Regions from separate parts of the Homo sapiens genome. Here regions 1 and 3 are each linked to region 2. Evidence: read pairs that join two places in POLR2A ChIA-PET (ENCODE). Cell type or tissue: K562. All regions are shown on one strand. Each heading gives the region's core, and the rest is flanking DNA. Links, peaks and the distances in the headings are about the cores only.

Region 1 (7,557 bases), core at 1,603-5,602, 190 kb before region 2:
GAACTGAATTTTTAATTTTAATAACCATGGGTGGTTAGTGGCTACCATTTTGGACAAGGTGTCTCTAGACTGTAAGCTCAGTAAGGACAGAAACCATGTTTTTCTTGTTTTGGATTGTATGTCCAATAACTGCATTGCCTAACGCATGGTGAGTACTGCACACATATTTGTTGAATGGATGATAGCTGCAATTTGTTGCATGCTCCCTTGTGTCCAGCACAACACTACAAACTCGATAAAAGGCATTTCATATAGTCCTCATCACAGCCTCTGAGGCTGGGTTAGATTAGAGAGAGAGTTTTATATAGAGGGCAGACACATAGTAGGGGTTCAATAAAAGTTATTATTATTCTAACTCCTCCCTCTGACCAGCCCCACTGACTTTTGTCTCATCTTTCCTTAGGCTCACAGAACATTTCCTGCCTGTTGCTCACACTCTGTTGTCCACAGCATACCCGCACCCTAGATGGCTGACTCTTGTCTTCTGTGTAGGTACCCTGTGTTCATAACTGGATTGGCAGCGTCTTGGAGCAAGGCCCTGCTTTATAGGACTGCCCCTGAATTCAGCACTGACCAGTGTTCAGTAACTGCCTCTAAGTCCATCCCAGCTGCTGTCTAGCAGTGAGTGATTCTAGGCAGTCTTAAAATGAATATCACTTGTGTCAACCGAAAACATTTTACAGGTAGTCTCCTCCCCATAAGAAGGGAACAATCTTGGGCAAGGAAATAGAGTCCCATGGAAGGGGAACAAGATGGAGCCATACAGACAGAGGTCCACCTTCTCTTCAGACCACCATGACTGAAGCTGTATCCATGAGATGCAAAACATGCATTCAATTGAGCTAGCGAAGTTCGTATGATATAACGGAAAAATATTCTTGAAATGAGCTTAGATTTTCCTTCATGAATTGGCAGACTGAGTATACTAATTGTCTCCTTTCCTTCCGGTGACTGCAGTCAAGTGGCAGCAAGGTATAAACCTAACAGTGAAATGTCACTGAAGGAGAGCATGGGAGCTGGGAGGAGAGAGGATCTGTGACAGAACCTGGGGAGTACCAGTATTTGAGACATGGGAAGAGGAAAAAGAGCTCCCCATGGACAAGAGGGCAGAGAAGTTGGAGGACAGCCAGGACGGGGGATTCCTCAACATCCCAGCAAGGTCAACAGTGCTGCATGCTATTGAGAGGCCCACGTCAGATGAAAGCAGAAAAGCAGCTGGGTGCTGTGGCTCACGCCTGTAATCCCAGCACTTTGGGAGGCTGAGGCAGGCAGATCACCTGAGGTCAAGAGTTTGAGACCAGCCTGGCCAACATGATGAAACTCCATCTCTACTAAAAACACAAAAAAAATTAGCCAGACGTGGCGGTGGGCACCTGTAATCCCAGCTACTTGGGAGGCTGAGATAGGATAATCGCTTGAACCCAGGAGGCAGAGGTTGCAGTGAGCCGAGTTCTAGTGCCATTGCACTCTAGCCTAGGCAACAAGAGCTAAATTCCATCTCAAAAAAAAAAAAAAAAAAAAAAAGGCAGAAAGGCATCAATTGGATTTAGCAACAAGAGTTGCATTAGTGACTTTGGTGAAACTAGTTTGGAGGGAAATACAGGTTTCTTAAATTCTACCTGAATATGTGTCCTGTTTTATGGGTGGAGATAGTAGAAGGATGGGGAGGGCTAAGGAGGTACCAGAAAAGAGCACCAGAGATTGCTCCAAGCAGAGAGGGCCTTACCAGTCATGGGCCTGAGACAATGAGAGGGGTCTGGGAGCTGTCCCATTTGGCTAGAGATAGTGTGCATTGTATTTTATTTATTTAATAAGCACATTAGCAGTCAGTGTTCTAAGGAGTTTAATCAATCATTTAAAAAAATCACTTTTTTTTTTTTTTAACAGTACATGGAACTCTAGGTTGCCAAAATACCATTTAACTTCAGGGTGCATTGAAGAACAATAATAAAGGCAAGAAAACTGGAAAGGATTTAGTAACCATTTATACCAGTTACCTCTCCTTAATTTGCCTTTCTACAAAATGGTGCAAGTCATATCTTTCTCAGGAGTTGGTAGAGTGAACATGGGGGAGCTTTGACCTCATTTCAAGTTCATTTTGCTTACAGGACATGGAACAAAGGGTCTTTTTTTTTTCATGTATGCCTATAGTTGTGAAACTGCACAACATCACAATATCTTCAAGGCCACAGGATAGAGATAACCCTCTTTTTGGTGTATGCATTTAGGTGTGTATGTCTCTCTTACTCTCAGGGTATTCTTAGCATGATGTCTGTGTGGCTTGTATCTTATTCTCACTTGGTGTGTGTTGCTCTTATTTTCCTGACAGCTCTTTATTTTCCATGTGTGAGCCTGTGCCTGTGGTTTATCTCTGGAGGATGTGCCTGAGGGAGGTAGGTCACTATCTCAAGTTCTGTCTTTTGATATCACACCTCTCTTTTGGTCTCTTGCTGTATCTCTATTTTCCTCTCTTTCTGACTGTGTGTCTAATTTTCTTTTTCTCTGTATCTTTCTATCTTTTCCACACATTCTTTATTTCTTCTTCCTCTCCCTTTATTTTAATTCTGTTTCTTAACAAGTCATAATAGAGACCTATTTTTGTTTGGATTATTCTTAAGAAATTACCTTGTCTTTCTGCTTTAAACCTTTGATCGGTTTCAATGATACAGTTTGTAACAGAGTAGTATTTAATAACAAAACTCTTTAACTGAAAGCTTCAGTAACAAGACATTACACTCACAGAGAATTTAAAAGAGTAGACATTTCATTCAAATGAGGAACAATAGAGCTGTGGCTTTAAGGGCAAAGGGGAGAGCGAGGCTTGGCAGGGTGAAGGGAATCTGATTGTGGAAATGGCAGTCTTGGAGAAATTACACTGGCAAAATCAGGGGAATAGGGAAACATCATTCATTTTTCTGCTTTTGCTCCTAGAAGAAAAATGATCAGACACCTGAACAGGGGTGCAGGAAAAGCAAAGCGATGCCATAAGAGCATTGAGCAGAAAGGAAATATGGCAAAAAAAAAAAAAATGCAATCAGCCTATGAATGAAAAGAAGCTGTAATGTAGATGCACAGAAGGTAGGGCGATTTTGTTGGAGGTTGCGGGAATGGCAGATTAGGATGGATTTGCACATGAGAAGCAGTTCAGAGAAGCAACCCAACCCTGCAGAGAAATTTCTGTGATTATGGGAGGTAGGTAATAGCTTGGTTTTCCTGACCTGCAGTCCAGGCTGAACTTGGACAGACTAGGTAGAAATGGTGCAGAAAGAAGCTTGGGGTGGAGGCAGAAATAAAGGTAGACTGAGGAGAGCTCTTTTAAAAGCCTGCAGGTCCTGTTAAGCCTACCTCAGCCATGAATCAGTGGACCTGTGCATTTCTGTACAGTGTGAAGTTTCAATTGTAAGGTTTCCTCCCACTGACATGAAAGAGCTTGCTCCTATCTGGCAACCCCTGGAGGGGCTTGACTGTCACGGCAGAGGGCAGTTAGGACTGACTCTTTGCTCTGAGGTTGCCAGTGGCTTCTTAGATTGCAAATCGCATGCCCTTTCTTAGCCCCTCCCCTGCTTGATCTCTAAGCAAACATGAGTTAGTTAGACACTGTTAATCACCTCACTCTTCTTGAATCACTCCCCTCCCTTCACATCCTTCACATGCATGCTTGTTTAGTTTTTTTTGTTTTTTTTTTTTTTGTATTTTTTCCCAAAATTCCTAGTCCTTCCTCCTTTCACATGCTTGTTTAGGTTTTTGTTTTTGTTTTTGTTTTCAATACTCCTAGCCTGCCTTCCTGCCTTCCTGCCTGCCTGCCTGCCTGCCTTCCCCCTTCCCTCCCTCCCTCCCTTCTTTCTCTTTCTTTCTTTCCTTCTTTCGTTTGTTCTTTCTTTCATTCTTTCTCTCTCTCTCTCTCTTCCTTCCTTCCTTCCTTCCTTTCTTTCTTCCTTTCTTTTTTTCCTGAGAAAATCAATTCATCAAATGTTCAGCTACAGCTTACTATGTGCTAGATTCTGTAGCAGGACCTGGGAGTATAAAAGGGAATAAGCCATAGCCCTGGCTTTCAAGGAGCTCAAGTTCAAAGAAAAACCACCAAGCAAGGAGCATGATACAATATAATGAGTGCAGCAGTAAAAAGGATGCACATGGTCAAAAGATAGTACAGAGGGACAAATGGCAAGGAGTGTGTTTGGGGCAGGGGAGGTGGCACGTCTGTGCCTGGCACTGCGAGTTCTGGCAGGTGACAGCAAATAGGATAGAAAGATATGAATGTCTAGGATATGTAAGAAATTATAATATTGCTAAACATGCAAAGCAAGGCCGAGACAGTGGTCAGGAATGACGCTGGAGATTGTATGCCAAGCTGAAGAACTTATACTTTATTCTGAATGCACCAGATGTGGGGAAAAATGAATTCAATTTTGAACATGTTGAGTCTAAAGTACCTATGAGATATTCAGATAGGGATGCTCAGTTGCCAGGTGGGTGTACAGGACTGGAGCTCAGCCAAGGGTTTTTAATAGGAGATAGAGATTGTTTTGAGTCATCAGTAAGTGTATAATGCGTGGCTGATCCATAGGAGGTGAGATCACACAGGGAGAGGTTACATGGCAGCATTTCTCAAAGTGTGGTCCTTGGGCTGCCTGCATCGAAGGGGCTTTCTAAGGATGCAGACTCCTCAGGCAGAACCCCAAACCCACTGACTCAGGAATCTCTGGGGGTGGCACCTGGAAATCTGCATTTTGAATTTACTCCCTAGGGGATACATTTACACAAAGCAGTTCCATAACTACAGGTGTGGAGAGAGAGGCTAAGAGGCTAAAGGAGGGAACTAAGAAGAGAGAGACCTGATCATTTAGGGGCCGTGTCCTTCTCCCTTCACCCTGTTTCTTGATGGACTGGACCTAAGCTCTCTTCTGTTCCCTTTCTGCTTGTTCTCTTGGCAAGCTGATCTCTAGATCTCTGAGGCTGGTATTTGAATTGACATAGTCTCATTAGCTCTTGTCCCACATTTCCACCTGCTTTCCAGACACTGCTACCAAATGGAACTCATCTCCTCCCAAACCTCCTTCTGGTAAACAATAACCACCTCCTAGTCCTTCAGCTCCAGCCATTGCAGGTCAACTGCCAGGACCCATTGTTTCGTTGTTGTTGTTGTTGTTGTTTTTTGTGTGATAGCTTTTCACATTCTTCCATTCCTCTTCCTTTCTACTGCCAGTACCTGATTGAGCCTATCCCTACCTCCTCCTTGGACTGCTGCGCTATTTTTTTAACAGATGTCCCTGACTCCAGTCTCTCCCTCGTCTTTAATTCACATAACTGATTGTTGACAACATTGGCTTCCTGCGCACTGCATACCATTGCTCAGAGATGTTCGGAGTCACCATATTACTGCACAACAACCTTCATCACCTTAACCTGACACCTAAATCCCATCATGATCTGCCCAAAATCCCCTTCCCAATCTCATCTCCCACTCTTGCATCTCGTGCATCCTAAGCAATAGCTGCACAGCTTTGTCTTTGTACATGCCAGCCTCTGCCCAGAGTGTCCTGAACTCCACGTCTTCCCCATCCTTTAAGACCCAGTTCACATGCTATTTCCTTCATGAAGCCTTTCCTATTCCCCAGCCCACATCCCCAGAGGTCATTTATCCTTTATTCTCCCCAAAGCATATTTTAGGTCTGTTTCTGCTGCATTCATTTTTTCCTATCTAGTATTAGAGGGTTTTTTTTTTGTTTGTTTGTTTTTTGTTTTTTTAATGTCTCGCCTTTCCCTCTATGGGAGCAATGAAAGAGGGACTGACCATCAGGAACATTAGGTCCATCACTTTTAACTGGATGATGATAAGGGAAATGATTTCATTTCTCTGCACCTCAGTTTTCTCATCTATAGAGTGAGATAATAATGTCTGCCTCATCAGTAGAAATTATTCATGTGAAGGAAGGGGAAGATAAACTATACAAGGCAACAAAACACCGTAGTGTCAGGTATGAAGGAGACACTTAATAAATCTGTACTGAATCCATGAGAAAGGGTATACTTCTAGACAGCTTTGAACCGTTCTGGGAATATAATAATTAAGTGATAGAATGCAAGGAAGAATTTAGTTTTGGGATTACCTGTTTTTATTTTAGTGAAAAGTTTCACAGATAGACCTTTTACTTCCAACAACTTCAAGGCTTAATTTTATTTTTTAAGCCTAGGGTTCTTTTTTCTTTCTTTCTTTTTATTTTATTTTTTCATATAATCCTGAAGCTTTTCACTCTATGTGGAAGACACACGTGGTTGCCTGCTGCCTATCTCTGGTGCCTTCTTCCTCAGTTGTAGAACTCTGATTTTATTTAGGCAGTACTGTACCTGCCCAAGAAAGTAAATTATGATTGGTTTAAGTCAGTTGCAGCAAATCAGTCATGTTTCCAGTGGTGGTCATGTGGCCCAATGAGATAAAAGGTAAAACTTGGAGACTTCTGAGAAAGTGTCTCCTTTCTCATAAAGGTGTGTTCCATGGGAAGAGGTGGTCCATTTCCTTTCCCTCTTTTCAGCCATATCCTAGTAGGATGGGATGCTTTAGGTGGGATCAATTAGAGTGATGTCTTGCAAGTAAGGAAGTAAACTGGCTTTGGAACCACTGACCTCCAGCCTTATTGAGAGGAGAGCTGTCTTTATGAAGACACCTTTAGCAAGGATCCCATTACCTACAGCTAACAGCATCTTAGTCATTTTTAGGAAGAATTTAGTTTTGTGATTTCCTTATGTGTTTTATCACAGTCTGTGTATAGATCTTTTAAAAATAATTCAACAGCTTCAAAGTGTAAGTTAAGAAAAAAACAAATAATCTTTTGTCATAGAATTCTGAGGATTTTCGTTTGTATGTATGAGATGAATTTGAATTTTTAAAGAATTTCTTTTGGAATATGGCAATATCTTCAGCTTGCATTCCACTTGCCCTAGGTGGTACACTTCATCAACTTTCAGAAGCTGCTGATTGGTTTTGCTTATCTTTTCTTTAGGAGACATATACTGCCTGGACTGCCTGGCTGATGTGAGCTAGTTTGTCTGGTTGAGTTGGATGTTTAAATAGAAGGCAGAACAACAACAGGTAAGATTTTTAAAAATATCCTTTAATTTCTTTGGGCTCTATTGACATTATTACATTCATTACAAACTTCTGGATGTTAAGTCCTGTGTTTAATAGCCAGAGAGGGGAAGGTGGTGGGCAGCTGGGAGAGTGGTGACTAACAAGATGGCACCACCGGGTTCCTGAGTTTGAGGGTTGGGTAAAGCCAGGGCAACGACTGGGATGGCCAAGGAGAGCAAGCAGTAGAAACTCAGGTCCAAAGGGCATTAGGCGTGAAACCTAACCTGACCACCCTATTTCATATTGCAACTTGCCCCTCTACCCATGCTGTCCTCTACTGCACCCCATTTTCCCTTACCTGGTGTTCTTAACCTTTTTTCTTTTTCCTGTGGATTTCTTCTGCAGTCTGGTGAAGCCTGGGATTGCCCTCTCAGAATAATGTTTTTAAATGTATTGAATAAAAACACATAAGACTACAAAAGAAGCTA
Region 2 (7,557 bases), core at 2,305-6,304:
TCAGCATGTATGTGGTGTCTTTCATGTAGCAAATCAGAGTCTTTCATATTCAATAGCTGGGCCTCTAGAGGGACCAAGCTTTGCTAAGCAAATAAGCTTGTGGGGTTGGTTCACATCCATCCAGAAAAGCAAGAATGAAAAATAAACTTGGGAAAGTCAGCTCCACAGGTGAAGCTCAACCTTCTGTGCATCTGCTTGGCATGGAGCTACATTTGCAACTGAATGGCTCATTTATTTAACTATTGCACACATTATGGGCTCTTAAAACATCAAAAGAATGGGTTTTATTCCCAACAATTAGCTCTTGAAATAAAAGAATAAACATACTTTTTTTTTAACTTCCCCAGACTCTGTTGACCAAAGTCGCTTTCACACCAGTGGAGTGGAAGCTCCAAAATGGTATCATCTGGTGGGAATTTAAAGACTTCTTGTCCCCAAAAAACCTTTTCGTCACTAGGCTTAAAATTTTCCATTGGGAGGCCCTGGCTTTGTTTTGACACATGATCCGTTATTAACACACCACTCATTTTGGGAGGGGAATATCATCAAGTCCCAGCCAGGATGTAAACCCCACGACTAGGAAGCCTCGTCCGCTGGGTACCTTGGTAGGTCCCAGGGCCGAGCACAGTGCCTGGCACGTGAGAAATAGGTGTTGAGAAAAGTTATTTCACTCTTCCTTTTCTAACTGGAAACCAACTCCAAGCACAGATTTGAGGGGGGACGAGCAGGGAGGCACAGTAGATAAAGCCTGTGAGTTACTGCGCCCAGCGAGAAAGGGGTCGGTGGAGTCAAAGAGAGAAGGCACTGCGTGGGGAGATGGAGGCAGGTTGAAGGCAACACTTGGAGTCCCTATAGTCCTACAATTGCAGTGCAATTGCCCAGAAGATATCATGCTAAGAAAAGGAGGGAGCCTCAGCCCTCGGCCTCCGAGGAGACCTCTGGGGACATCTAGGGCAGCTTCCCATCCAGGACAGATATCTGAAAGATCATGAGGCTGGGCTTGAATCCTGCTGACAACAAGAAACTTACTACCTATGTCCCCTACCGCTGCTATGGTCCGCCTCCTCTGTCAGCTCATGGTATTTGAGCACCTACTAAATCAGCAAATTAATAGCTTCTGCCTGGGGGCTGCTTCCACACTCCACTAATAGCCAATCGCTGGGCATCTCAGAGCCGAGAGAGGAAGGAAAATTGGAAAATGAGTCTAGAATAAGGGGCCTTTCCAAAATGTGTGCTTATGGCCCAGACACTCCTTTAACCCTAGGTTTTCCAGAAAGTCTGTTTTGCCCCAGGACTGTGGACAGCATTATGGTTTGTTTGGTGAGCTTTCTTTTTTTTTTTTTTTTAGGTTGTATTTTATAACTGAATATGGCATGTGTGAAAATATCAGCTACCAGACTCTGTTAGTCCAGGCGTATGAATATTCCAGATCACAAGGGAGGTGTGACTCCCCTGTGAATTGCAATGCGGAAGGTTTATAAAGTTAATCATTTAGAAATCTGTCTTTAAAATTTAAATATTTAGATTGGGTCGCTAGGACACAAAAGGCAATTCCTGTTTCTCACTCACTTAATTTGATTTTTTTTTCTTTTGGTCGCACAAGTTGTTTTTCAAAGCCTCATTCCTCGAATGTTCCCTATAGGAGGAATGTAATTAAACTCCACTGGCCTCCCCCTGCTGGGACCAAACAGGGGCCAGAGCTGTAGGGAGCATAAAACAGATATCCTGCAAAAGAATCCTTATTATAAAGATGAGAAGAGAATCAACTTCCCTCTGGTTATGAACAAGAAGCTTTAGAAAGCCACCCAGGCTATTTTTGCAATGGGCTTAGTCTCCAAGACATTTTAATTAGTAATTTAAGACTGGAAGGAAGGGGATAAACTCCTCACCTCCCTGGCTATAGGCAAGAACTTCAACTGGATGAGTAACTGGTTCAAGTGGCTGAAAAGGAGGGAGGTCCAGAGGGAGGGTGGTTCCTTAAAATGAACCAACTTTTTCATGAAAATGGCATAGCTAGATATCCCGGCCCCCAGTCAGTCACTGTTTTTGCAGTCCCACTTCTTAAGGCAGTTCTCACCCCTCACCAGAGGCAGGCACTGCCTCTCTCTGGGACACTCGGCTGGCACCAGAGCAAAGAAGCTTGTGCTGAGGGATGGTTCCCCTCACACCGGGCCAACCTGGACTTCTCTCTGACCAAAGAGCATATGCCTCCCACCAAGCGAGAAGGTGGAAAGATCCTGGCAGGGAACCCCGAGACCTGGGTGCTAGCATCATCCCCGCCATGAGAGCACACGGGGCCCCTGAGCTGACACCTGCTGGCAATGTGACGTGGATCACTCACATAATCCCTTCCTTAGTTTTTCTGTCTGTAAAATGGGGATAGTAACATTGTGTAGCTCATAAGGTTGTCACCAAGATTAAACGAGTTAAGAATACACGTGCAATGTTTGAACAGCGCCAGCATTACGTACATATAGCTACTCTCATTCGCCTTTCTGTGACTCAGTTTCCTTATCTGTAAAAGAAAAAGGTTGGACTAGACCTCTTCTCCACTGTTATTGATGATGATGATGATAAATGAATGTTTCTGTGCCAGATCCTAAACTAAACAAAAGTTAACTTGATACTCACAATGGCTGTATGAAGTGGGAGTTATCACCATCCCCATTTCATCAGTGGGGAAAGAAAGGCTGGATTAGTCAGGGATCTCCAGAGGAACCGAACTAATAGGACAGAGACAGAAAGACATTCATTTTCAGGAATTGGCTCATGTAATTTATGGAGTTTGGCAAGTGTGAAGTCTGCAGGGCAGGCTGGCAGTTTGGACAACCAGGCAGGAGTCAATGCAACAGTCTAGACACAGAATTCTTTCTTCGCCAGAAAACCTCAGTTTTTGCTCTTACGGCCTTCAACCGATTGGATGAGGCACGCCCATATTATTGAGGATAATCTCCTCAAAGTCAGCTGATTTTAAGTGTTAACCATATCTACCGAAGACCTTCCCAGCAACCCTGGGATTCATGTTTGATTAAATAACTGCACACAATAGCCTAGCAAAGTTGACACAAAAGACTAACCAAGCTAAATAACTTGAGAACATAAGATAATACCCTAGGACAGGGCCTAGGTCGGATTGGCACTCACGTTTCCCGACTCCTTAGTCTGTATTCTTTTCAACCTTGTCTCTAATATTCCATGATTCCATGGTTCTGATGCCATTCCTCAGCGCTCTGCTGTTCTTGCCTGACCAAGTGGATCAATGGTGGCTCTGGCATTTCTATAAAGGGGATTTCAGGGCTGCCTGCTGGGGAGGGAGGCTTGAAGCTGTGTCTGCACTGCATCTTCACAGCACTGAGAAAATGCCAGTCATTCAGGAGGACAGGGCAGCCCTGTCCTCGCCACAGTGCCCGCATCTTCATTGGTTCACCTTTGCAGGTATCATCTGTGACCTGTCATCCAGGCTCTGAGCCCTGAGGATAATAAGTTTCCCTCGAAGGTCCTGGGTTTGTTGGAGCTTTTTCTCCCTCTTGCCATGTCCTTTTCACGGTCCATCCTCTGAGTTTGTGAATTATCTTTCTTCGTGGCCCATGTGGCACAAGATGAAGAGTGCATGGGCAGCTTCTCCCCTGACATCCCTACCTCCCTGACGCTTAACCCACATAGGGAAGAACATTCCTGAAACAGAGACGTCACCCAGGGTTGCTTTCTGCCACAGCAGGCACTCTGCTTCGTGCCTTTCTCACTTCCATTTGTAAATGATCTTGTCTCCTTCCTTGTAGAAAGCTTTTCAGCCATTCCAGGCTTTCTCTTTGGGTTCCATCCCTCTGGGATTTTCCACGAATTGCATTTCCTTGTAGTTCATTTTCATCATTTTCCTTGTTAGGGAAATGCACCTGAGACATTGGCATGCAGCCTGATTGCCCCCGGCCTCCCCTCTGCTCATTGCCAGAGCTACCTCTGCACAGAGGAGTCACTCTCCTCCCACTCCAGGGCCTCTGTCAGGGGCCAGGCTTGATGCTGTCACCAGCCAGCTCTTCACTGCTGCCCAGTGCCATATTCATATCCATTGAGACAAGTCCCTGGGAAATGGTTGGGAGCCGGGGGACAGCCCTGCATCCTGAGATCCTAAGATCAGGGAGGTTCTCCCTGCACTCCCAGCTGGAAGGAGACTGGATCGGCCACCCTCACCAAATTCCCAGATTCTCTGACTGAAGCAAGCCAGTCCTTGGTTTGAATGGGGAATCAACTCAGGGTTATAAAATAGACGCCAGCCTTCTTGTAGGTAGAATCTGACTTCAGACAGCAAAAGACTCTAAAACAGCTTAAATTCCTGTATATGCCTTCTCCTGTGCATGCCACCGGTCAGACCAAAGGCCACACGCCAATCAAGGCCCAAGATCAGCCAGGGGTGTTTCCATGTCCTCAAGAACTTTTACAAACTGTAGCTGATTGGGTTCCGCCCCTGGAGATTCGATTTAGTGGGTCTGGAGTGAGGCCTGGGCTTCTTAGAAGCCCCAGCGGATTCTAAAATGCAGCCAGGAGGAAGAACGTTGCCAGAATCCCATGAGGCACAGATGCAAATGTGCATAGTGACATTGGGTTGCATTATCAATGGCAGGACTGACTTTATAAACCTCCACATCCTTACTGGAGCTGCTGTTTGCTTTTTAGAAAAGTCCCTCATCAGATTATCAGGAAGTCGTGGGTTTTCCGTGATCATGCTGTGGTCAGATCCAGCCCAACCAGAGAGCCAAAAACAAAACAAACATACAAAACAAACAAACAAACAAACAAAACCCAAATCCCTGGCAAGCCCCACGAAATGACTGCTCTGATAACATTCAGCAGACAAGCCTGTTTGAAATCATCTCAGAATCATACCAGACCCAAACCCAAGAGGTCATCTGGTCTATGCATCGACTCTAGGAGGGTGTATTAGTCCGTTTTCACGCTGCTGATAAAGACACACCCGAGACTGGGCAATTTACAAAAGAAAGAGGTTTCATGGACTTACAGTTCCACATGGCTGGGGAGGCCTGACAATCATGGTGGAAGGCAAAGAGGAGCAAGTCACATCTTACGTGGATGGCGGCAGGCAAAGAGACAGCTTTTGCAGGGAAACTTCCTTTTTTAAAACCATCAGATCTCGTGAGACTTACTCACTATCACGAGAACAGCACGGGAAAGACTCGCCCCCATGATTCAATTACCGCCCACCAGTTTCCTCCCACAACACAAGGGAATTGTGGGAGTTAAAATTCAAGACGAGGTTTGGGTGAGGACACAGCCAAACCATATCAGAGGGTGAGGGGCTATTTCTCCATGTTACAGACAAGGCACGTGAAGCCTAGGGACGTTCCATCACAGGCCCACACCTTGTCTCAGAATTAAGAGGAAATGCTTCTGGCTGCCAGGGGTGGGGTGGGGTAGGATGCAGAGCCTCTCCCTCCACCACCACCTCCATCCTTTTCCCTTTCTCTGAAAATCTCATTTGATGATTCCCCAGCCTGGCTGCAAATTAAAGATTTGTAGACCTGAAAGATGCTACCGATGGTTATCAGCACCACCACCACCATCGTAACAGTAAACATTTATGGAGCGCCATAATTATTCATAATAATTTTTATGTGTTAAACAAATCTGACCTAGCTCTATAAAGAAATAGGCCCTGTTAACCAAAAATATTGGATAAATTAAAAGTCTCCTAGAAGCATCTGATGAAAGGATCTCAAGTTCCATAACACACGGACCATTCAGTGGTGTTGTTTCTGGGCTTGATTCACTGTGGGTCACTTGAACGATGTCGGGGGTATTGTCCACCTCCCAGTGCTCAGTCTGTGGCTTGTGGCCAGCTGTTCCTCTGTGGGGTCTATGTTGGCTGTGTTAAGGCCTGCTGCAGAAACATCTCATTTCTAGCATGTTTTTCTCAAGCAGTGATCCTGTGGGGTCAAGTCTTCAATATCAAATAATATTGATAATAATTATGATAGAAATAATAAGAGGCCAGGCACCGTGGCTCACATTTGTAATCCCAGCACTTTGGGAGGCAGAGTTCAGGTGGATCATTTGGGCCCAGGAGTTCGAGATCAGCCTGGTCAACATGGTGAAACCCAGTCTCTACTAAAAATACAACAATTAGCCGGGCATGGTGGTGCACACCTGTAATTCCAGCTACTCGGGAGGCTGAGGCAGGAGAATTGCTTGAAACCAGAAGGCAGAGGTTGCAGTTCGCTGAGATTGCACCACTGCACTCCAGCCTGGGTGACAGAGTGAGACTCTGTCTCAAAAAAAAAAAGAAAGAAAAAAGAAATAAAGAAGAATAATAAGAATTATCAGTCATTGAACACGCGCTCTGTTCTTGGTGCTCTTGGTGTTATTCCAGGCAATTCTAACACCAATTAGATATTTTCCCCTATTTTAAAGATTAAAGCAACTGGCGCAGTGGTTCACACCTGCAATCCCAGCACTTTGGGAGGCCAAGGTGGGAGGATCACTTGAGGCAGGGAGTTCAATACCAGCTTGGGCAATATAGTGAAACCCCTGCCTCTACAAAAAAAAAAAAAAAAAAAAAAATCAAAAATTAGCTGAGGCTGGTGGTGCGTGCTCGTACTCCCAGCTACTCAGGAGGCTGAGGTGGGAGGATTGCCTGAGGCCAGGAGTTGGAGGCTGCAGAGAGCTATGATGGTGCCACTGCACTCTAGCATGGGCGACAAAACAATAGTCTTGTCTCAAAAAAACTAAAAAAGACTAAAGTGAAATTGAAATTCAGAGAGTAAGTGACTTCAAGGTAGAGGCAGAAACAGAGGCTGGATTTGAATTCGATCCTCTGGCTCCAGAGCTCCTGGGAGTTATCTTGGGAATGACTGCAAGGTCTGAGGTAGATCGTTCCAGGAGCAGGTGCTTATATACAGTGGAATGGCACCCACTGGCACACCACTAGGAATTCTGTTTTCTTACCACCACCGGAGCCAGGTCTCTGTCACGGTGATGAGAAGTTCCCAAAGTCATTTCTCCTCTCTAGGGTGTCCCCTCTCTGTCTGCTGCCACTAAATCCCTAACGACATTAGAGCGAATAAATGGCATTTTTAACTTCAGCTTTAAGCAACAAAGAAATACTATTAAGTCAAGATGTGTCCATCTTTACCATAAAAAAAAACAAAAAACTTGCTTCAATAACCAATAAACAGATCAAACAACAGAAAAATAAATAGCAAAAGACTTCAGGGCTCGATGGCTCACACCTGTAATCCCAGCACTTTGGGAGGCGGAGGTGGGTGGATCACCTGAGGTCAGGAGTTTGAGACCAGCCTGACCAATACGGTGAAACCCGCCTCTACTAAAAATACAAAAATTAGCCAGGCTTGGTGGCGTGAGCCTGTAGTCCCAGCTACTCAGGAGGCTGAGATAGGAGAATTGCTTGAACCCAGGAAGCAGAGGTTGCAGTGAGCCAAGATTATGCCACTGCACTCCCCATTCTGGGCAACAGAGCAAGATTCCATCTCAATAATAATAATAATAATAATAATAATAATAATAATAATAAATAAATAGCAAAAG
Region 3 (7,557 bases), core at 1,603-5,602, 270 kb after region 2:
CTGGAAATTCTTGTTGGGAGAAGGAAGTTTTTTCTCATTAAGAGATAATAGAAAGTCATTCACCCTTGAACCTAGAACAGTCAACTTCAAACTGAAAGAACTTGACTCAGCTAGGGCCTCTGCTAGCCTGCAGTGCTTATCTGCACCTCTGTGCAGATTAGAAAAAGGTGCTCCTCTGTCCAAGCAGTCACAGCCCCCAGTTTGGCAAGTGTCCCCCTCCCTATCCCCTTCCCCAGCACCCTATGACAACGACAACTTGGCATAGTTACATTATCATAGCAGCTTTCTCTTCTCCCCTACTAACACTTTCATTACCCTGGACAGCTTAAGCTCTGAATGGACTGTCCCAGAAGCACAGAAAAGACTTGTAGGTGAGAAGCTGGAAGGGCATTCAACATTCCCTTGGTCCAAAGTCCCTGCTCCAATTCACTTCATGATAAGGCTTCTGGCTGAGTTGTAAGAAAGCTTTCTCCTCATATTCTGGGTCGATCAAGATCATTCTAAACTATGATTACTGGCAATTTAGAATTAATGAGAAAGGACAGAGCAAGACTCTGTCTCAAAAAAAAAAAAAAAAAAAAAAGGCAGACGCGGTGGCTCACATCTGTAATCCTAGCACTTTGAGAGGCCAAGGCAGGCAGATCACCTGAGGTCAGGAGTTCAAGACCAGCCTGGCTAACATGGCGAAACCCCATCTCTACTAAAACTACAAAAATTAGCTGGGCGTGGTGGCTCATGCTACTCAGGAGGCTGAGACAGGAGAATCGCTTGAACCAAGGAGGCAGAGATTGCAGTGAGCTGAGATCTTCCCACTGCACTCCAGCCTGGGCAACAGAGTGAGACTCTATCTCAAAAAAAAAAAAAAAAAAAAGGGAATTAATGAGAAAGTTTCCAGATTGTACTCAAGGATTTCTTTCCCTAAATTTTGCTTAATACCTGTTACCTTAAAGCATGGTTTTTGTTTTTAAAAATGTAGTATTATCAAGTTCAATGCTGCTTAAGGAGTTTTCTTCTTTTGTAGCCAAATTGTCAATAGATTATGGTGGTTCCAAGCTTGGGCTTTGTTATCAGAATGATTAGAGTTCCAATTGCTAGCTCCTCCTCTTGCCAGCTGAGAGGACCTGGGCAGTTTACTTAACTTCTCCACACCCTGATTTCCTCATCTATAAAATAGGGATAAGTAACATAACCTACTGTAAAGAATTAATGTGAATTAAATGAGGATGCATGGAAACGTGGCCCAGTGCACAGCACTTGATCAACAGTAGCTACTGTTAAGCTAATTTTAAATGGGTAAGGAATGTGATACCATTATTCTGTTTTCTTTCTTTTTTTTTTTTTTTTGAGACAGAGTCTTGCTCTGTCACCCAGGCTGGAGTGCAGTGGCACCATCTCAGCTCACCGCAACCTCCACCTCCTGGATTCAAACGATTCTCCATGCCTCAGCCTCCCAATTAGCTGGAACTACAGGCGCTGCCACCATGCCCGGCTAATTTTTGTATTTTTTTAGTAGCAATGGGATTTTGTCATGTTGGCCAGGCTGGTGGAATGTGATACCACTACTCTAGGTAATTGAGAGGATGACCATGTTTTCTGCCCCTTGGAAAAATGGTGGGTCCCCAATCTGGGGCAGGGAAAGTGAGCCTAGGACATCAAATTGTGCCAGAAGACAAAGAAGTGTTCCAAGACAGCAACCAGCTTGAAGGAAATTTTACTGGCCAAATTTAGTCAATCTGAACATCAAAATAAATACTCACTATAGTTGATAACACATTTTTTTTTTTTTGAGATGGAGTCTTGCTCTATCGCCCAAGCTGGAGTGCAGTGGCACGATCTCTGCTCGCTGCAACCTCCACTTCCCGGACTCAAGAGATTCTTCTGCCTCAACCTCCCAAGTAGCTGGGACTGCAGGCACGCGCCACCACGCCTGGCTAATTTTTGTATTTTTAGTAGAGATGGGGTTTCGCCATATTGGCCAGGCTTGTCTCAAACTCCTGACCGCCTCGGCCTCCCAAAGTGCTGGGATTACAGGCGTGAGCCACCATGCCCGGCCTGATTTTTAAAAATCAAGCCACAATTTTTAAAAATCTCTAGTGATCTTCAAAACAAGGAATAAAGGAAGGGAAATACCAGCTAATAAAACTGAAAGGAATGATAGAATTGGAAATCACTATTTGGCAACCCCCAATTAAATAAAGATTTTTGATGAAACCACTGGACAGAAGGTTATGGAAGAGCAAGATATTCACATCGGACTAAAGTATTACCTGCAGATGACTTGCAAATTACCAAAGGGAAAATTGCCCTTTGCAATGGAGACAGCTGGTGGTCATCACCTTACCAAAGTGATCAAACTCAGCCAGGCACAGTGGCTCATGCCTGTGATCCCACCACTTCTGGAGACTGAGACAGGAGGACTGCTTAAGGCCAGGAGTTCGAGACCAGCCTTGACAACATAGTGAGACTGTCTCTACCAAAAAATAAAAAATTAGCCAGGCATGAGTGGCACTTATCTGCAGTCCCAGCTACTAGGGAGGTTGAGGTGGGAGGATTGCTTGAGCCCAGGAGTTCAAGGCTGCAGTGAGCTATGATCATGCCACTGCACACCAGCCTAGGCAATAGAAAAAGACCCCATCTCCAAAAATAAAAATAACAACAACTAAGCATCGCTAATAGTGCAGCTATTATGCACTTATGCACTTTCTGATGTGATGTAATCTGAAATACTTAATACTACCAGCTATGAATTATTCCTGCCATATGTGATAAACATGAATCTGATCAAGCCTCATGACTTAATGGTGATAGAGGAACAAGTTTCACCAAAAGGATGAAAAGACAAATGCAAGGCCGGGCACGCTGGCTCACGCCTATAATCCCAGCACTTTGGGAGGCCGAGGCAGGTGGATCACCTGAGGTCGGGAGTTCAAGACCAGCCTGACCAACACAGAGAAACCCCGTCTCTACTTAAAATACAAAATTAGCCAGGCGTTGTGGTGTATGCCTGTAATGGCAGCTACTTGGGAGGCTGAGGCAGGAGAATCGCTTGAACCCAGGAGGCAGAGGTTGCAATGAGCCAAGATCACACCATTGCACTCCAGCCTGGGCAACAACAGCAAAACTCCATCTCAAAAAAAAGAAAAAAGAAAAAGAAAAGGAAAGGCGAGTGCACAGTGTGGAACGTACTATAAGACAACTAACCTGTAACAAAGGCTGTCTCCCTGACCAAACTTTAGTCAGACTCCTCTGAGCCTTCTTTTCAACTAGGCCTGGACCTTGGCCCCCATCTTGTCTTTGGTCTGCCCAGCCAGTCTTAGCAAAGAATCCTGCCAAGTCATCCCTCCACTCTTTGTATCTGATCAAGTACCTCACCCCGCTTCCTTGATGTCTAAGCCCTTAGCCTGTCTTTAGCAAGAATCCCTACGCTTGATGTCTCCCATTAGTAATTTCCCATCCACTGACCCCTCATCCTGCTCTTTGGCTGTGAATCCCCACTTGTCCTTGTACTTGGAGTTGAGCCAGATCGCGCACTCCCCTAGAGCAGCACTCCTATTGCAATAGTCTTGAATAAAGTCTTTCTTACTGTTTGAGAATAATTTTTTTCTTTAAAACCTGGACACATCAAGAAGTCATTTTTTAAGATGAATTCTTTTAGAATAAAAAAATTAGAGAGACATAATAATCAAATGCGTGTAAGATACTTTGATTGGATCCTGGATCAAAAAAAAAGGAAAAAAAAATCTATAAAAGATATTTTGAGAACAATTGGATATATTTGAGTATGGATTGGATATCATAAAATTATTGTTAATTTTCTTAGGTGTGCTAATGATATTGGTTATGGGGAGAATACGTGAGTCCCATTAAATGCCCACATTTAGGTAACACCTGTATTGAGGAGTTGTATTAGTTTCCTAGGGCTACGGTAATAAATTGCCACAAGCAGGATAGTTTGCAACACAGAAATTTGGTCTGTCACAATTCAAGTCCAAAATCAAGGGCTCGTGGGGCCATGCTCTGCCTGAAGGACTAGGGAGGAGTCTTCCTTGCCTCTTCCAGCCTCTGGTAGTTACTGGCAATCCTTGGCGTTCCTTGGTTGGTGACAACATAAACTTCAATCTCTGTCTCCACAGTCAGGTAGCCTTTTTCCCTGTGTGTCTCTCCGTGTCTTCAAATCTCTCTCTCCCTTATAAGGATGGCAGTTATTGGATGTAGGGCCCACTCTAATCCAGCATGACTTCATTTTGAGTACCTCTGCAAAGACCCTATTTACCACTAAGGTCACATTCAAGGTACCAGGGGCCAGGACGTCAACGTTTCTTTTATTGGGACACAGTGTAACCACAACGTGAATGAAGTGTCCTGATGTCTGAAATATACTTTCAAAGGTCTCGGTAAGAAATTCTGTAGACACAAAGAAGGAGAGGATAGAGAGAGAGGGAAAAAAACCTCAATGTAGTAAAATGTTAATTGTGGAATCTTTGTAGAAGGTATAGGAGTGGTTGCTGTATTCTTTCAACTTTTCTATAAGTTTGAATATTTTCAAAATAAAAGATTGAAGGAAAAGCATAGATTCCTGCTAATTCCCCCCTCCACAGCCCTGTTCTGTTTCCATATGTCTGGGGCAGGGCCCAAGAATATGTTTTTTTGTTTGTTTGTTTTTGAGACGGAGCCTCACTCTGTCACCCAGGCTAGGGTGCAGTGGCGCGATCTCGGCTCACTGCAACCTCCACCTCCCAGCTTGAAGCAACTCTCCTGCCTCAGCCTCCTAAATAGCTGGGATTACAGGTATGTGCCACCATACCTGGCTAATTTTTGTATTTTTAGTAGAGACAGGGTTTCACCATGTTGGTCAGGCTGGTTTCAAACTCCTGACCTCGTGATCTACCCACCTTGGCCTCCCAGTGTGCTGGGGTTACAGGCGTGAGCCACCAAGACTGCATCTCAAAAAAAAAAAAAAAAAAAAAAAAGTTTACTGAAGGAATGGACTCCACAGGATATCTAGATCTAAATGGAATCATTTTTCTCTGACAATAAAAGCTTTTTTGGTACATTTGTAAAGAGTGGCCCAGACAGGGAAAGAAAGAGCTCTGGCCTCCTGACAAGCTTGCTCAGATGGTCAAGCCTCATGCACTCGCCACCATCTGTAGAAGTACATCCTAGCCAGCTGTTCTGTTAACACATACTATAAAAGGCAAGGGCTCTGGGCTCTGCCATCAACTCAGTGTGGAGCCGCAGACACGTCTCCAAGGCCCTCTGTGGCTGCATTTCCTCCAATGGTTGTGAGCCACAGGGACTTGGTTACTAACAGTAGTTAAGATCCTGGGATTTGTAATATCTACTTTTATTTATTTTATTTTATTTTATTTTTTGAGACTGAGTCTCGCTCTGTCACCCAGGCTGGAGTGCAGTGGTGCGATCTTGGCTCACTGCAGCCTCTGTCTCCTGGGTTCAAGTGATTCTCATGCCTCAGCCTCCTGACTATCTGCGATTACAGGTGTTGCGCCACCACACCCAGTTAATTTTTTTTTGTATTTTAGTAGAGATGGGGTTTCACCATGTTGGCCAGGATGGTCTCAAACTCCTGACCTCAGGTGATCTGTCCACCTTGGCCTCTTAATGTGTTGGGATCACAGGTGTGAGCCACTGCGCCTGGCCGATCTACTTTTAAAAAATTATATTTGAGAAGATTTTAGATTATTCCAAAAATAATGTCACTTTAACTTATTTAGATATTCTTACTTGTGTAGGAGAGAAAAGGATGAGTTTACAGTGAGGAATTATGTGTAACCCTGGACTCCCAGGTGGGAGTAAGGGGCTTACATGATCATTGTCCTTCATTCAAAAGTGCAGAAAAAGGTGGGAATCGCTGCTCTGCAGTGTCTGATGGGGCATCATGTTTTTATTTACTCGTTTTTTTAGAGACCAAATTAGAGGCCTGGCACAGTGGCTCACACCTGTAATCCCAGAACTTTGAGAGGCTGAGGTGGACAGATCACTTGAGGCCAGAAGTTCGAGACCAGCCTGGCCAACAAGGCAAAACCCCATCTCTACAAAAAATTAAGAAATTAGTCAGTATGGTGGTTCATGTATGTAGTCCCAGCTACTCGGGAGGCTGGGGTGGGAAGATTGCTTAAGCCCAGGAGGTTGAGGCTGCAGTGAGCCATGATTGTGCCACTGCACTCCAGTCTGGGTGACAAAGCAAGACCCTGTCTCAAATAAATAAATAAATAAGATACTATAAGTAAAATGCCTACCGTGGTTTCTGGCATATTGTAAGTACTCAACAAATAATAGCCACTACTAGTTTAACTTCTTCCATAACTCAATAATGATCTTTCTTTAGTTACTGTTTTTATCAGATAACACATTTGCATTATTTGAAAAGTAAAATAATCTTTAAAATCTTAAAGCAAGCAATTCCTTCCCCACTATTCCCCCCCTTGATTTTCAGAAGCAGCCTCTTTTTAGCTTTCACCAGCTTCTCCAGTTTTCTCCGTTGCATTTATTATCTGTTGTCTTCCTTCTTTGGGAAACAAGGATTTAGCTATCATATATCTTCTCTTCCCCATCCTCCTAATTTGCTTGTGTTGCAATTTCTGGTTTAATCAGTAGCCAGTGTTTATTCTGACAATGCAGCCATTATTCACAGCTGAGCTGCGGAGTGTAACATGATTATATTTCCTATCTGGTACAAACTTTTTCTTGTTTTCCCTGAAGATAAATATTGCCTTATTTTCTATTTGTTCAACTGTCTATGTACCTATTGCTAATTCTTCTCCAGACTCTACTGGAAATGTGAATCTTTGCTCACTGTATTTAGACATAGCAGGTTGTCCTGGTTTCATGTGTTTTTCTAGGAGGCATCCTCAAGTCCTCCATCCCTATCCTCCTGCTCCCAACTCTGCTCTCTTCCCATTTCCTGGGCTTCAAGGCTTCCTCTTTATTTATTCCTTCATTTTCATGGAATATATCATCCTACAGTTTCCTAAGAAAGGCTGCTTGGGCTGGGTGTGGTGGCTCCCACCTGTAATCCCAGCACTTTGGGAGGCTGAGGTGGGTGGATCACTTGAGGCCAAGAGTTCAAGACCAGCCTGTCCAACATGTCAAAACACTGTCTGTACTAAAAATACAAAACTTAGCTGGGTGTGGTGGTGCACACCTGTTATCCCAGCTACTTGGGAGGCTGAAGCACAAGAATTGCTTGAACCCGGGAGGTGGAGGTTGCAGTGAGCAGAGATTGCACCACTGCACTCCAGCCTGGGAGACAGAGCGAGACTCCATCTCAAATAAAAAATAAAATAAAAGAAGAAAGGCTGCTTGGGAGGTTAAAATTTTGAAAGCTTACATTTCTGAAAGTGTCTCTATTCTTCATTCACACTTGCATGTTAGCTTTGAATTCATCATATTCCAGCTTCTAGCGTTGTGCTTGAGAAGAGCAAAGCTATTGCCATTTCTGATCTGTAGTACATAACCTGCTATTTTTTTTTTTATCCTGGAAGCTTTTTAGATCTTATTCATAGTTGTTCTGAAATTTCACAATGTTGTGCCTTGGTA

Evidence for each region. ChIA-PET counts read pairs that join two places held together with the same protein. Peaks named below come from ENCODE experiments on the same cell type or tissue, not always from the same donor. Only the 100,000 strongest peaks of a DNase experiment are listed, where the experiment ranks them.
Region 1: POLR2A ChIA-PET joins it to region 2 with 6 read pairs; 1 of 35 experiments calls an interaction of 5 or more read pairs at or near these places.
Region 3: POLR2A ChIA-PET joins it to region 2 with 5 read pairs; 2 of 35 experiments call an interaction of 5 or more read pairs at or near these places.

The regions. Positions count from the first base shown.
Region 1 is chr7:139,780,337-139,787,893 of GRCh38, forward strand. It overlaps a transcript of TBXAS1 not described here. Among named protein-coding and RNA genes, the nearest start is that of HIPK2, 6.1 kb to the left of the region's middle. In K562, for the core only: no CTCF peak of the experiment used is centred there; a DNase peak (open chromatin) is centred at 3,505; H3K27me3 peaks cover 1,406 bases.
Region 2 is chr7:139,972,226-139,979,782 of GRCh38, forward strand. All of the region lies in intron 9 of TBXAS1 (thromboxane A synthase 1), which reads left to right. Among named protein-coding and RNA genes, the nearest start is that of PARP12, 87 kb to the right of the region's middle. In K562, for the core only: a CTCF peak has its summit at 5,231; DNase peaks (open chromatin) are centred at 4,024, 4,496, 4,881 and 5,365; H3K4me3 peaks cover 1,626 bases.
Region 3 is chr7:140,242,575-140,250,131 of GRCh38, forward strand. All of the region lies in intron 1 of LOC107986854 (a long non-coding RNA gene), which reads left to right. Among named protein-coding and RNA genes, the nearest start is that of KDM7A-DT, 69 kb to the left of the region's middle. RefSeq lists a silencer at 855-1,149. In K562, for the core only: no CTCF peak of the experiment used is centred there; a DNase peak (open chromatin) is centred at 3,367.